2 separate regions of the Homo sapiens genome follow, and region 1 is linked to region 2. Evidence: read pairs that join two places in POLR2A ChIA-PET (ENCODE). Cell type or tissue: MCF 10A. All regions are shown on one strand.

Region 1 (2,500 bases), 62 kb before region 2:
CACTGAGAAACAAGTAAAGGTTGTTCTTGAAAAAATGTTCTCTCATTAAGACCCAGTCAAACTGCTCAGGTGTGGTGCCAAGGGGGTTAATGTACAAATTCAGAAGCTCTATATGGGGTCACATTCTGGCCATGGGGAGACACAAGGGTAGGTTTCTTAAAATGCATTGACTTGACCTCTTCCCCAAGAGCAGTCACCTTTTGAACTGCTGTGGGATGACCTGGGAAAAAAACAGAAAGCTCTGCAATCAGGCACTCTGTGTGAGTGTTTGTAGTCAACAATCAGAGGGCTGTCTAGAAAACAAAATGCCTCATTTCTTTAATAGTAGCTATTCAGGCAGCAAGAGGCAATTTAAAGACTGGCCAGCAAAGTGCACTGTTTGGGAGATCGGCATAAATGATAACATTTCTATTCTACTCCAGCTTTTATGCATTGCTCAACTTCACATTGCTTAAATAAAGTACTTCCTTCTGGGGATGGCAAGTACATGATACCTCAGCTACAGCTACTATGGTAGAATTAGATGGATATACCCCACACATCTAAGCTCCAATACAAAATTCTTAGGGATTTTTAGTAAGATGCACAAATGAGTATTTTTAAGCACAAAGTCATGGGCAGGTCTGGTCTTCATAGAAAGAAGCTTGACCATTGATGGTAGTGTCTTAATCTAAATTTCTTTTTTCTTCTTTACAGCACCTACTTCTTTTAAACAAGGACAGATGGAGCCATAGGGTGCTAACTGGTCCCTTTACTCCTTTCACTTTTTTGTCCTTTTCTTCAATGGACTTTACTTCTAATCCATGGCAGAATCATCCTCTCCTTGTAGAATTGGGCAATATACCATATTCCTACCTCCTTAGGCAAGAAGGGACATTTCCAAAATTTTCTGATAAACCACAACTGCATGAATGGTGAGAAGCTTGGATGCTTTTTATTTCTGTGGCGTCATTAAAGTCCCACAGTACCCAGCCTTTGCTATGCACACCCACCCATGTCCCTATCTGCTTGTGGGAAGCTAATATTTACTCTACCCACTTCCTAGGGATACCGGGGTCTCGGGGCATTCCTATAAGTGTTGTTTGTTAAAAGCACTACAAAAATGTTACAGTTCAAGGTAGTATTTACTGACTTTTATATATAACTCTCCTTACTGGTGTTCTTAAAATTCATCTCTAACATACTTTATTATGTTTGCCTCTGTTTACAAAATTTGACAAGAAGTTATAGACTTTTCGTGATGTGGTCAGTAGTTACAGTATAAGCAAGCAACTCATATGTTTTGCTCCCAGAAAAGAGCCCTTGGGAATACTTATCTCTAAGGGCAAGACTTGAAATCTGAGAGTCAGATCCAAATATTGCCAGATGGCTGGCAATACCTTTAAGCTGAAGAGTGGGTGTTTGGCTCCCACACTGGGCGTTCTGCATCCAGAACTGAGACTCTGTGGAAGCACCGAGTACATGCGTCCCTAAAGCTTTGGCTTCAGTGGCTCTCCTGAACCATTTCTGTTTGTCAAAGGCATGTGACCATGTCCTGGCAGTTCACTCAGATATCTGCCCTCCACACAAAAATTTGATCACAACTGCCTACATCCACAAGAAAGCTCCTGAGTCAAGTTTAGCAGAGTGCTATCACAGCATGGTGCAAGATAATTTCCCATCAGACAGGCAGCCATTCTCTTGAACCTAAAGACAAAAGGAGGAAGCATAGAAAATAGAGCTGTTTCATCACTTGGGTACTTATGAGTTTACATCTCTGCCCCAAAATGTATTAAGCTTCAGTCGGGCAATTACCTAACAAGGGCAAAAATGCACAGAGACAAGCAGAAGGCGGAAACCTCTTATTTTTTAATTTTTGAGACAGAGTGTCACTCTGTTGCCTAGGCTAGAGTGTAGTGCCACGACTCGGCTAACTGCGAACTCTGTCTCCTGGGTTCAAGCTATTCTGGTGCCTCAGCCTCCTGAGTAGCTAGGACTACAGGCATGCACTATTACACCTGGCTCATTTTTGTATTTTTAATAGAGACAGGGTTTCACCATGTTGCCCAGGCTGGTCTTGAACTCCTGGCCTCAAGTGATCAGCCCATCTTGGCCTTCTGAAATGCTGAGATTAGGGGCATGAGCCACCGCGCCTGGCCCTGGAAAGTGGAAACCTCTTTAACCCAGAACATCTAATTGGTGGCTCTGTGGCCTGTATCATTTCACAGGTGGTTACCGGGCAGCCTCCAAGAACGGAAGCAGCTGTGGCAAGGGAATTCTCCAGAATCTGTGAGGTTTCTAGCTACGAAGAGCTTCAGTGATATCTGCTTGTCACCAGCAAGTCCTGGAACTCATCAGTAACTGACCCTACTACATGAGCCCCTACATAAGGAAGGCTCTCCCTTCTCACCCTCATGATCCATCTCCCATGGTTCTTAGCAAACCATCAGTGCCATGTTTTGACCAAGAAAAAGTAAAATGGAAAGCTATCCAAATGTTGACTGACTTCAGGTACTATGGG
Region 2 (2,500 bases):
CAACTCTTTAATTTAGGAGTTCAGTTTGTATTACATTCTCACACATCACCAGTAAATATGCTTCCATCTAAAATCTGTCTTAGGACACAAATCCTTACAAAGTGGTGTCCTTTTGTTTCAGTTTTGTAAATTAGATATTCTTACCAAGTTACAATGAAAGAGACCTGCTATTTAGCCAGATCACAACTCAGAATATTCATATGACCACAGGACATGGGTGATGTTTCACCCATTAGTCATGGCTGTCTCCCATGTTCACTTTGTTCCTACAGGCAAATATGTTAATGAGCTTTCTCATTAATCCTCTTTCCCCCATATCATCTCTAAAATGGAATTTCCTCCTAGGAAGAAAATGTCAACAAATTTTCTTGACAGCTATGAAAGTTACAAGTCATGTCTCTAAGATAGTCGTGATTACCAATTTGCCAATGTGTCTGAAAGAAATAGCAAAAATATGTATTGAACTTTGAGACAAATATCATGGTTTTGCTGATATCCAGTGGGTTTTTGCAAGCTGTCATATTTATTATAAGGCTATTTCACATAGTCAGTGTTGCCAATGAACATCCAAATCATTGTCTACCTTAGTAGACTTCAACTCTATTAATCCCCAGTAATCTCTAGTTTTTACTATATATCTGACAACTTACTGACACTAAGTTGTACAGGACCTATATAATTTTGAATCTAAACAACCTCCTGGTTTTATAATGTAGACTCAAACTATGAAATACAATTGCCTAAATAGTTTATCACCACCTCAAGCACAAAGATACTATGTTATTTGTTAACTAGCTTTCACCTTAAAGCAAACTCTAAAATAAAAGCAAAAATAAAATGTATCACTTTTAACATTGAATTTTCTAAACTCCAGGGGAAAAAAGAACAAGCATGAAAGTCACATCCATCCACAGTGAAGTAGGAAAACAACATATCCAGAATCCTTTTCAGATTTGCATTTCTGCTTAATCCATTTAATGTAGTATGGTTGTATTCTATCTTCCAATGCTGGGATACTGGGTCTCAGTGGATTTCAGTGGGTGAATGAGGAGTCCAGTTACATAATTTTGGAATCAATCTTCCAGAATTGGATGCCTGAACACTAGCACATAATAGCAACAGGCCATGTGAGTCAACATGTCCACACCCTTGCCCAAGTCTATCAGCTTTCAGGCATCTCCAAACACTCCCTTTGCCTTCCTATTCTGAATTCGCACGCCCAAAAAAGCTGAGATCAGAGACTCTGTCAGTTTACTTGGTAGTTTTTTCACATTAACTTTCAGATTCAGATTAATGCATAATTATACACACATCAATGTACCAACACTTCAAAAAACCTTTAATGGAAAGTACTTTGAAAATTTATTAAAGCAAGAAAGGACCCATTTGAACACAAGAATACAGAATTGCAAATTAAGTATAATTAATATAATATTTATATGAGGCAGAACTTTCATACGGATCTTTAGAAAAACCCAGACTCTTCACCATGTGCAGAGTGCTTTAAGGAGGCTTGGAGCCAGATGGTCTGGGCTTAAAGCCAGGCTCTACCAGTTACTATGTGACCTGGGGCAGGTTCCTTAAATTCTGTCTTCTCAACTATAAAATGGAGATGATTTAAAGTATCTACCCAGGAGCAGAACCAGGATTGGAGAAGTCTGAAGCGTATGGAGCAGGCAGTTATTTTCAAAGACTTATAATCTTTTATAAGTCTTGTTACAGGGCTAAATGAAATACCTGTAAAGCACTTAGCAAAGCAGCCAGCAGGCAGGCAGTGCTCTATAAACCTGACTATCACTAATATTAGTGAAGAGAGGAAATGAGTGTTATAGGCCCATCCACTTTATCTGAGGCTATCAGAGGAGAGGAAACAAGCTTCTTTGAAACAAACTGTTTTGGAACCAAATGGAATATTTATTTACATGGCAAGTTATATCGGCAAATGTATGTAACACCTACCATGAACTGCAAAAGCTGAAAATACCCATATTAAGGGCGGAAAGTTGCCAAAAGGTTTGATGTTTTCCTATAATTATCTTAGATAACTAAATGTGCATCTCAAATGTCTACCCCAAATGCCTCTCAATGTCTCAGACTAGAATGCATGAATTTAAGAAAAGGTGACCAAGGTATTCATACTACCTGCTCCAAACACAAATATGAATGCAATGAAGTTTCCTTAAAACTTGACAGATTCTCTGAAACCCTGGGTATCTTAAGCCCTCATTCCAAGGAACAATCTAATGATTGAGAAAAGGAATAAAATGGCTATTTCTTTGTGATTTATAGTTTTGGGGTGATACTAACTGGCACATATGTGACTTCTCTCTCCTCTCTCTCACTGTCCCTTTGTCTCCCTCCACCCCAACTCCAGCCAGATGGCAACAGCATGTCAGAAACATTTAGTATTAAATCAACATTTCCTTGAGAATTAGATTCAAATCCATCCTGAGTCACCTAAGATATATTTGGCTGCCCCAAATCCCTAGATTACAAATAA

What was found. Peaks named below come from ENCODE experiments on the same cell type or tissue, not always from the same donor. Only the 100,000 strongest peaks of a DNase experiment are listed, where the experiment ranks them.
Region 1: POLR2A ChIA-PET joins it to region 2 with 5 read pairs; 2 of 35 experiments call an interaction of 5 or more read pairs at or near these places.

What each region holds. Positions count from the first base shown.
Region 1 is chr5:113,169,517-113,172,016 of GRCh38, forward strand. The region is part of intron 3 of MCC (MCC regulator of Wnt signaling pathway); the gene reads right to left. Among named protein-coding and RNA genes, the nearest start is that of DCP2, 190 kb to the left of the region's middle. In MCF 10A, no CTCF peak of the experiment used is centred here; no DNase peak of the experiment used is centred here.
Region 2 is chr5:113,231,299-113,233,798 of GRCh38, forward strand. The region is part of intron 3 of MCC (MCC regulator of Wnt signaling pathway); the gene reads right to left. Among named protein-coding and RNA genes, the nearest start is that of TSSK1B, 200 kb to the right of the region's middle. In MCF 10A, no CTCF peak of the experiment used is centred here; DNase peaks (open chromatin) are centred at 233, 1,133 and 1,533.